Linked DNA regions of Homo sapiens: region 2 is linked to region 1. Evidence: read pairs that join two places in POLR2A ChIA-PET (ENCODE). Cell type or tissue: OCI-LY7. All regions are shown on one strand. Links, peaks and the distances in the headings refer to the core of each region. The heading gives the core; the rest is flanking DNA. Region 1 overlaps PTGES3L-AARSD1 (PTGES3L-AARSD1 readthrough). Region 2 overlaps EZH1 (enhancer of zeste 1 polycomb repressive complex 2 subunit).

Region 1 (5,384 bases), core at 207-5,206:
TTCTGTGTGTGTGTGTGTGTGTGTGGTTTTCTGTCGCCTAGGCTGGAGTGCAATGGCGCGATCTCAGCTCACTGCAACCTCTGCCTCTGGGTTCAAGCAATTTTGTCTCATCCTCCTGAGTAGCTGGGATTACAGGTGCCCACCACCACTTCTGGATAATTTTTGTATTTTTTTAGTAGAGACGGAGTTTCACCATGTTGGCCAGGCTGGTCTCAAATTCCTGACCTCAGGTGATCCACCTGCCTCACCCTCCCAAGTGGTGGGATTACAGGCGTAAGTCACCATGCCTGGCCTGTGTGTGTGGTTTTCTTTTTGAGACAGAGTCTTGCTCTGTCTCCCAGGCTGGAGTGCAGTAGCTCCCTGCAACCTCCACTTCCCAGGTTCAAGTGATTCTTGTGCCTCAGCCACCTGAGTAGCTGGGATTACAGGCATGCGCCACCACCCCTGGCTAATTTTTTTTTGTATTTTTGGTAGAGATGGGGTTTCATCATGTTGGCCAGGCTGGTCTGGAACTCCTGGCCTCAAGTGATCTGTCTGTCTCAGCCTCCCAAAGTGCTCACATTACAAATGTGAGCCACCAAACCCGGCCTCTGTGTGTGTGTGTGTGTGTGTGTGTGTGTGTGTGTGTGTGTGCGCGTGTTAAGCCAGACAACTTCATGGGATGTTAAAACTAGCAGTATAAAAACTCACATCATAAATAATTGGCCCCCAGTAAATCACACACTGTCGTTATATTATTTGGTTTCAGTTATAAAAACACTAGCCGACTCCAATCTGGATTTGTGTTAAATTTTCTTTTAAGAAGGGGATCAATTTACTTTTCTCAAATTAATTCCAGTGATGTTTTAAAGATGGGAGCAGTTGCCTGACCAGTTCTGGCTGCAACCATTCTTCTATGGACCATCAATGTGCAGATTGTTCTTCCTTCACTCCCTTCTCCCTTGTGATTATTTTTTCTTCCCACTAGCTTTTGAAGAAGGTCAGCACCAAGAGACCTCCACCTGCCATGGATGATTTGGATGTAAGTAAAGCCTTCCCCTCAACCCTTCAGTTTCTTTGTAGCCCTTAAAAACAACCCACTAGAGAGCTCCTATCCCAGTTCCTAGCACACAGTAGTTCTCAGTGCCTGTTAACCAAATTTGAGTTTGACCCAAGAGGGCTAATATTCTTTTTTTGGGGGGTGGGGGAGGAGTTTCACTCTTTCGCCCAGGTTGGAGTGCAGTGGCCCGATCTTGGCTCACTGCAACCTCTGCCTCCTGGGTTCAAGAGATTCTCCTGCCTCAGACTCCTGAGTAGCTGGGAATATAGGTGCCTGCCACCACGCCCAGCTAATTTTTGTATTTTTAGTAGAGACAGGGTTTTGCCATGTTAGCCAGGCTGGTCTCGAACTCCTGGCCTGAGGTGATCCACCCGCCTCGGCCTCCCAAAGTATTGGGATTACAGGCGTGAGCCACCACGCCTGGCCCAAGAAGGCTAATATTCTTCTCCAGGCTTTAGAAAACCCTAGCAAGACCCTCCTGCTTTCCATCTACCCCTCTGTTTCTCCATCCTAGAGAAGACCTACCCCAGCTGTAAGGAGCAATAGCATTAATTAAAATTCTGAAACTAGGGTGGGTGTGGTGGCTCACGCCTGTAATCCCAGCACTTTGAGAGGCCAAGGCAGGTGGATCACTTGTGCTCAGCAGTTTGAGACCAGCCTGGGCAACAGGGCAAAACCCTGTCTCTACCAAAAGTACAAAAATTAGCCAGGCACAGTAGCCTATAATCCCAGCTACTCAAGTGGCTGAGGTGGGAGGATCGCTTGAGACTGTGAGGCAGAGGTTGCACTGAGCTGAGATCATGCCACTGCACTGCAGCTGGGTGATGAAGCAAGACCCTGTCTCAAAAAAAAAAAAAAAAAAAAAAAAAGTCCTGAAACTAATGATGTATGACAAAGTAGTGTTGGTTTACTTAACATCCAAAGTAAGTTAAAACCTTTCATATTAGCCCCCTAAGTTGGGTGGTTTAGGAAATCACAAAAAGAAACTTGGAGAACAGGAGAGAGGAAGCAGTATTTGTTAACACAAATGTTCCTGCTTTGCAGGGTCTACAGGTGCTTTGTCTTTTTTCCCCCCCGCCCCCAGGATGATTCTGACAGTGCTGATGATGCAACAAGTAATTAACTTTCTGTGACGCAAAGCTGGGAAGGCAGCTGTGGCTATTTTCCAGTTGTTCTAGAAAGCTAGCGCCTAGGCCTTTGTCAGCGCTTTGGCTGTGCACCAAGTTCTTCTGAGATCTCTGAACTTTCCTAGAAGCTCTTTATTAAGGGTCGTCCTTCAAGCTTGTCTTCCTCCTAGGCACTTGACTATGGCTCCACATCAGATGCAGGGTCGGGGAGGGGTAGACTGGTAGGGCTTCTGATTTCTTACTGATTGGTTTCTAATCTCTGTGTTTAGGCCACTTGATTATTTGAGTATGTGTGTGTATGTGGCAAAACAAAAGCCAAAGAAGAATGCAGATTATAGAAATCTCTACTATGTGTGCATATGGGGCAAAGCAAAAAGCCAAAGAAGAAACAGATTATAATAAATCTCTAGGAACTGTTCTCTGTCTGTTTCCTTCTTGTACTTATTCCTCCTGGTGGCAAGCCTCTTCTCCCTCTAGTAACCAAGCTGGGGTGCTTCCTCTTGCCCAGATTTGTGCTCTGATTTCTTACAGCTAATTCTGTCATCTCTAGAACCAGCCACTTCAGCTTCCTGCACACTCTAGAAATCTCTTTATACTTTTTTTTTTTTTTTCCGAGATGGAGTCTTGCTCTGTCGCCCAGGCTGGAGTGCAGTGGTGCAGTCTCTGTTCACTGCAACCTCCACCTTCTGGGTTCAAGCAATTCTCCTGCCTCAGCCTCCCAAGTAGATGGGACTACAGATGTGCACCACCAGGCCCAGCTAATTTTTGTATTTTTAGCAGAGATGGGGTTTCACCATGTTGGCCAGGCTGGTCTCGAACTCCTGACCTCAAGTAATCCACCCACCTCAGCCTCCCAAAGTGCTAGGATTACATGTATGAGCCACCACACCCGGCCCTCTTTATACTTTTAAAACTGATTGTTACTCTAGTTAATGTCTATGTTTATTTGTCCAACAGCTATTCTATTTGTCCATAAACTTTTTTGAGTGCCTAATATGTACAGTTGACTGTAACTTAAACAAAATAAATGCATTGCCTATAGACTTTGCTCTTGAACTCATGGTAAACTATTAGGATTTACTTTAAAAGTAAACTTTATTTATTTATTTATGTTTGAGATAGAGTCTTGCTTTGTTGCCCAGGCTGGAATACAGTGGTACATTCATTATTCATGGAGCCCTGACTTCCTGGGCTCAAGTAATCCTCCTGCCTCAGCCTCCTGGGTAGCTAGGACTACACTACAGCTGACTAAGTTAAAAAATATTTTTGTAGGCTAGGTGCGGTGGCTTATGCTTGTAATCCCAACACTTTGGGAGGCTGAGGTGGGTGGATCACCTGAGGTCAGGAGTTCGAGACCAGCCTGACCAACATGGAGAAACCCTGTCTCCACTAAAAATACAAAATTAGTCAGGCGTGGTGGCTCATGCCTGTAATCCCAGCTGCTTCAGAGGCTGAGGCAGGAGAATGGCTTGAATCCAGGAGGTGGAGGTTGCTGTGAGCCGAGATCACACCATTGCACTCCAGCCAGGGCAACAAGAGCGAAACTCCGTCTCGCTCTATAAAATATATATATATTATATATTAATTTTATATATAAAATATATATTATATATATTAATTTTATATATTATATATAAATTATATATTTAAAATATATAATATATAAATTATATATGATACATATTATATATATTTTATATATTATATATCTACATATATAAATACATATATATTTATATATTATATATTATATTATATATTATATAATATATATTTTATATATTATATTATATATTATATAATATATATTTTATATATTATATTATATATTATATAATATATATTTTATATATTATATTATATATTATATAATATATATTTTATATATTATATTATATATTATATAATATATATTTTATATATTATATTATATATTATATAATATATATTTTATATATTATATTATATATTATATAATATATATTTTATATATTATATTATATATTATATAATATATATTTTATATATATGTAAAGACCTTGTCTTTAGGACAAACTATTTTTTTGTAAAGATTTGCTTGTTGCCCAGGCTGCTCTCAAACTCCTGGCCTTAAGCCTCCTTCCTCGGCCTCCCAAAGTGCTGGGATTACAGGCCTGAGCCACCATCCCTGGCCCCATACTGCATTATAAATACTATAATACCTATAATTTATTTTATACTATGTAGTTCTAAGGTATAATTATATAACATACAAAACAATATATAACATGGAACATAAACATATAGTATATATTACTTACATGCAGTATGTTAAAACTTAATTAGCAGATGTGTTGTGTGTGTCTGTGTGTGTACACAACTGGAATCATACCATCCGCATCTTGCATTGTGCCCTTTTTCATTTAATATATATTGGAGATCTTTACAAGTCAGAACATATAGATCTAACTCATTTTTTTCATGGCTATATGGTATTCCATTGAATGTATTTTTCATAATTTCACAGGTTCTTTATTGAGGGACACGTAGGTCGTTAGTCTTTTACCATATTCTTTTTTTTTGAGACGAAGTCTCGCTCTTGTCCCCCAGGCTGGAATGCGACGGCGTGGTCTCAGCTCACTGCAACCTCCGCATCCCGGGTTCAAGCGATTCTCTTGCCTCGGCTCCCCTAGTAGCTGGGATTACAGGCGCCTGCCACCAGGCCCAGCTAATTTTTGTATTTTTAGTAGAGACGGGGTTTTACCACGTTGGCCAGGCTGGTCTAGAACTCCTGACCTCAGGTGATCCACCTGCCTCGGCCTCCCAAAGTGCCGGGATTACAGGCATGAGCCACCGCGTCCGGCAGTCTTTTACCATTTGCAAACAATATTGCAATCAACATTTAAAAATGTGGATCTTTACATATTTTTGCCAGGATATCTGTAGGGTACATTTCTAGAAGTAGAATTGCTAGGTCAAGGAGTAGATAAAATACATTTAAACATTTTGATAGCTGTTACCAAGTTGCTCTTTGATGAAATTGTACCAATTCTCACTCCTACGAACAATGAGAGTGTTCCATTCTCTAAATCGTTTCAGATATTTGACAAGATAAAAATTAGCACCTGGTTTAATTTGCTTTTTTTTTTTTTTTTTTTTTTTTTTTTTTTGAGACGAAGTCTCGCTTTGTCAGCCAGGCTGGAGTGCAGTATCGCGATCTCAGTTCACGGCAACCTCCG
Region 2 (5,384 bases), core at 28-5,027, 230 kb after region 1:
GATGATACCTTCAAACAACCAATTTAAGTCTGGACACTGTGGCTCATGCCTGTAATCCCAGTATTTTGGGAGGCCGAGGTGGGCGAATCACTTGAGTTCAGAAGTGTGAGACCAGCCTGGGCAACATGGCAAAACTCTGTCTCTACAAAAACATTACAAAAATTAGCCAGGCCTGGTGGTGTGGGCCTGTAGTCCCAACTACTCAGGAGGCTGAGTAGGGAGGATTGCTTGAGCCCAGGAGGCAGAGGTTGCAGTGAGCCGAGATCAAGCCACTGCATTCCAGCCTGGGCAACAGAGCAAGACCCTGTCTCAAAACAAAATAAGAAACCGATTCAAAATATTAATTTTGTCTATTTTTAATTCCTAGGGTCTGAAACCTGGCTTCATTACTCTGTAGGCAACAGTTCCTTCCCTTTGATTTGCTGTTTATATGAAACATGTAACAATTCATGTCATTAAGTATATCTTTTTCTGGTCTTAGATTAAGTTTAAAAAGTTTCACTTTGGGCCCCCCACGTTGTGGCTCACAGCTGTAATCCCAGCACTTTGGGAGCAGGCCGAGGGATTGATCACTTGAAGCCAGGAGTTTGGGACCAGCCTGTCCAACACGGTGAAACCCCGTTTCTACAATTAGCTGGGCGTGGGCATCCCACACCTGTCATCCCAGCTACTTGGGAGGCTGAGGAACGAGAATCCCTTGAACCTGGAAGGCGGAGGTTGCAGTGAGCTGAGATGGCACCACTGTACTCTAGCCTGGGCGACAAAGGGAGACCCTGTCTCAAAAACAGTTTCCACTTTGTTCACTATTTCTATTTTGTTCACTAGTAGCGTCCCAGAAAAGATTTGAGGTAGCAACACTAAAAACACACTAATTCCATTTCTACATAGAATAAACTAAAGAGAAAAGAGAAAACAATTTGTGGAGAAAAGTGAAGATAATTAGATAGGTTGGGATTGAGGGGAAGGGTTAAAGGTTAAAAAAAGAAAAATTGTGCTTCTCCATTCTGGAAAGTCCCCAGCTTTTTCTTTGTTTTGTTTTATGTCCAAACTGTGTACATATTGGATTCTTTCCTACTCCTTAGTCTATCAGTCAATCATCAGTTGAGACTTGAGTACACTACACCCTAAAGTCATGAGTTACTTAATGGGTAGTTGGAATTCAGTACCTTTAGTGTGTTTTATTCTCTAACTCACCTACCCGAATAATTTGATTCAAAATAGACTAAAAAGTCTTATTTTTATTGGATGATATGAGCAGGCACTAAATACAGTACAGTATTAAACTTTGGGCTGACACAGTACAGAACCAGTCAAGATAGGGCTCTAGCCTGTTAGGAGATTGCTTTTACTCTTCCAAGTCAGCGTTCTCACTGGGCACGGTGGCTCATGTCTGTAATCTCAACCCTTTGGGAGGCTGAGGAAGGGGGATTACTTCAAGTCAGGAGTTCAAGGCCAGCCTGGGAAACATAGCAAGATCTTGTAGGCTGGGCGTAGTGGCTCACGCCTGTAATCCCAGCACTTTGGGAGGCCGAAGCGGGTGGATCACAAGGTCAAGAGATCGAGATCATCCTGGCCAACATGGTGAAACCTGTCTCTACTGAAATGCAAAAATTAGCTGGGCGTGGTGGCTTGCACCTGTAGTCCCAGCTACGCGGGAGGCTGAGGCAGGAGAATCGCTTGAACCCGGGAGGCGGAGGTTGCAGTGAGCTGAGATTGCACCACTGCACTCCAGCCTGGCAACAGAGCAAGACTCCGTTTCAAAAAAAAAAAAAAAGATCTTGTCTCCACTGAAAATATAAAAAATTAGCCAGGCATGGTGGCATGTGCCCGTAGTCCCAGCTACTAGGGAGGCTGGGGCCAAAGGATCCCTTGAGCCTGGGAGGTCGAAGTGCAGTGAGCTATGATCATGCCTGGTCGGCAGAGTGGGACCCTTTCTCAAAAAACAAAATAAAATGAAATAAAATTAAACCAGAGTTATAAATCCTGTGAGCCAGCATTTTCCTTTGGGTCTCATAAAAACTAATCCTGTTTATGGTGAAACCCTGTCTCTACTGAAAACACAAAAAATTAGCTGGGCATGGTGGTGGGCACCTGTGATCCCAGGTACTCGGGAGGCTGAGGCAGGAGAATGGCGTGAACCTGGGGGATGGAGCTTGCAGTGAGCCAAGATCGCGCCACTGCACTCCAGCCTGGGCGACAGCGCGAGACTCTGTCTCAAAAAAAAAAAAACTAATCCTGTTTAGATTTTTGTTACCATTACCTCCAGTGCATACGATCTAATTTTTTTTTTGAGACAGAATTTCACTCTTGTTGCTCAGACTGGAGTGCAATGGCACGATCTCAGCTCATTGCAACCTCTGCCTCCTGGGTTCAAGCGATTCTCCTGCTTCAGCCTCCCGAGTAGCTGGGATTACAGGCATCCACCACCATGCCCGGCTAATTTTGTATTTTTAGTAGAGACGGGGTTTCTGCATGTTAGGCTGGTCTCGAACCCCTGTCCTCAGGTGATCCACTCGCCTTGGCCTCCCAAAGTGCTGGGATTACAGGTGTGAGCTACTGCACCCAGCTGATCTGATTCTCTTAATTAAGCAACACTAGGAAATACTAATGTTATAATTTTATTTTAAATTAGAATTCAGAGTCACAGGTTCCTGTTAGGAAGGTTCTTTCTGTGTGTAGTGCCCAGAAGCTCAAACTAATGACAGATGAAAATACCTCAGAGAAGTTGGAGGGTATAAATTAGAGATGTGCTTTATAGATCCTAACTGAGAGATCAGGCTGTGTACCTAGTCACAGAATTGATTTTAATTGAAATGTTGATGAAATTGGTGATCACCAGAATGACCCAAAGGTGTGTTACTAGAGCTCTTTGCAGGGATAGGTTCACCCCTATCATTCAGGTTTCAATTACACTATGAATCAAAAAAGGAATAGGATGAAATATTTAAAAATATAGGCCAGGGGCCAGGCGTGGTAGCTCACGCCTGTAATCCCAGCACTTTGGGAGGCCGAGGCAGGTGGATCACGAGGTCAGGAGATGGAGACCATCCTGGCCAACATGGTGAAACCCCGCCTCTACTAAAAATACAGAAATTAACCCGGCTTGGTGGCGAGCATAGTCCCAGCTACTCAGGGGGGGTGGAGGCAAGAGAATCGCTTGAACCCAGGAGGTGGAGATTGCAGTGAGCTGAGATAGCACCACTGCACTCCAGCCTGGGTGACAGAGTGAGACTCCTTCTCAAAAAAAAAAAAAAAAAAAAAATCTAGGCCAGGCCCGGTGGCTTACGCCTGTAATCCCAGCACTTTGGGAGGCCAAGGTGGGTGAATTACCTGAGGTTAGGAGTTCCAGACCAGCCTGGCCAAGATGGTGAAACCCTGTCTCTACTAAAAATACAAAAATTAGCTGGGGCAGAGGTTGCAGTGAGCTGTTATTGCACCAACGCACTCCAGCCTGGCAACAGAGTGAGACTCCATCTCAAAAAAAAATAAAAAAAATAGACTGGGCACGGTGGCTCACGTCTGTAATCCCAGCAGAGCGAGATTCCGTCTCAAAAAATAATAATAAATACAAATAATAAATACAAATAAATAAAATTAAAAAATAAAAATCTGTAGTGCCATCTGCCTCCAAAGGCTTACTTAGCCTTGCTGGTTAATAAAATTATTATTCAAGAGAAACTATCAAAGACACTGAATTTGCCCCTAAGACAAAGAAGCTGTTTCTGCAAAGGGACACCTTATGTAGATGAAAAAATTTAATAGTTTGGAACTTTTGTATTCTGATCTCAGTCTCTCTAAGTTTAAGAACTTGTTCCTTAAATTTTTTTTTTTTTTTTTTTTTTGAGACAGAGTCTTGCTCTGTCGCCCAGGCTGGAGTTCAGTGGCACCGTCTCGGCTCACTGCAAGCTCCGCCTCCTGGGTTCACGCCATTCTCCTGCCTCAGCCTCCTGAGTAGCTGGGACTACAGGTGCCCGCCACCATGCCCAGCTAATTTTTTGTATTTTTAGTAGAGACGGGGTTTCACTGTGTTACCCAGGATGGTCTTGATCTCCTGACCTCGTGATCCGCCTGTCTCGGCCTCCCAAAGTGCTGTGATTGCAGGCGTGAGCCACCGCACCCAGCCGTTCCTTAAATTTTTTATTGCCATACAATTTCAGTAATGTTTTCCCATTTCCACCTAGTGACAGACTACATTCTAGTTTTAGCCTTTGCAGCAAATTGAGATCCAGTTTTCTGGGGAAAGATTGCTACATTTTTATAGCTTTCTTTTCCTGTAGAGATGTGACAGTAAATAAAGTGGTTCGTATTTCCAATGATTAATCTTTTTAAAAAATAAACTCTATTTTTTAGAATAGTTTGTTTTTTAAGAAAGAAAAAAAAGAAAGAATAGTTTGTTTGTTTTTGGTTTGTTTGAAACAGGGTCTCACTCTGTCACCCAGGCTGGAGTGCAATGGCGCAGTCACAGCTTGCTCCTGCAGCCTTGATCGTGCAGGCTCCATCTGTCTTCTCACCTCAGCCTCCCTGGTAGCTGGGACTAGAAGCACACGCCACCATGCCCAACTAATTTTTGTATTTCTTTTGTAGAGATGGGATCTCACCATGTTGTCCAGGCTGGTCTCGAACAACTGGGCCCAAGAGATCCACCTGCCTCAGCCTCCAAAAGTGTTGGAATTTCAGGCATGAGCCATCACGCCTGCCCTAGAATAGTTTTAGATTTATTTTAAAAATTGTAGGCTGGGCGCGGTGGCTCACGCCTGTAATCCCAGCACTTTGGGAGGCCAAGGCGGGTGGATCACCTGAGGTCAGGAGTTCAAGACGAGCCTAGGCAACATGGTGAAACTCTGTCTCTACTAAAAATACAAAAATTAGCTCGGCGCGGTGGCATGTGCCTGTAATCCCAGCTACTTAAGAGGCTGAGGCAGGAGAATCGCTTGAGCCCAGAAGGTGGAGGTTGCAGTGAGCCGAGATTGCATCATTACACTCCAGCCTGGGCGACAGAGCGAGACTCTGTCTCAAAAAAAAAAAAAAATTGTAAAGCTAGTACAGGGAGTTCCTGTTCTGCAACTGGCCAGCAGAACATCTTAAGTGGAATCATATGCAGTTATTTGCGTCTTATTTTTTTCACTTAGTATGGTGGTTTCATTTTATTATTACTATTATTATTAATGAGGCAGAGTCTCGCTCTGTTCCCCAGGCTGGAGTGCAGTGGCGCATTCTCAGATCACTGCAATCTCTACCTCCCTGCAATCTCTGCCCTGCTAGGTTCAAGCGATTCTCCTGCCTCAGCCTCCAAGCAGCTGAGACTACAAGTGCACACCACCATGCCCAGCTAATTTTTGTATTTTTGTAGAGATGAGGTTTCACCATGTTGGCCAGGCTGGTCT

The links. Peaks named below come from ENCODE experiments on the same cell type or tissue, not always from the same donor. Only the 100,000 strongest peaks of a DNase experiment are listed, where the experiment ranks them.
Region 2: POLR2A ChIA-PET joins it to region 1 with 5 read pairs; 4 of 35 experiments call an interaction of 5 or more read pairs at or near these places.

Annotation. Positions count from the first base shown.
Region 1 is chr17:42,965,926-42,971,309 of GRCh38, reverse strand. PTGES3L-AARSD1 (PTGES3L-AARSD1 readthrough) reads left to right here. Exons shown (of 17, transcript NM_001136042.2): 6 at 968-1,021. PTGES3L (prostaglandin E synthase 3 like) reads left to right here. Exons shown (of 7, transcript NM_001261430.2): 6 at 968-1,021; 7 at 2,124-3,207. The coding sequence ends at 2,162. Among named protein-coding and RNA genes, the nearest start is that of AARSD1, 4.2 kb to the right of the region's middle. RefSeq lists a silencer at 1,751-1,951. In OCI-LY7, for the core only: no CTCF peak of the experiment used is centred there; DNase peaks (open chromatin) are centred at 2,149 and 2,659; H3K27ac peaks cover 824 bases.
Region 2 is chr17:42,736,634-42,742,017 of GRCh38, reverse strand. All of the region lies in intron 1 of EZH1 (enhancer of zeste 1 polycomb repressive complex 2 subunit), which reads left to right. Among named protein-coding and RNA genes, the nearest start is that of EZH1, 5.7 kb to the left of the region's middle. In OCI-LY7, for the core only: no CTCF peak of the experiment used is centred there; no DNase peak of the experiment used is centred there.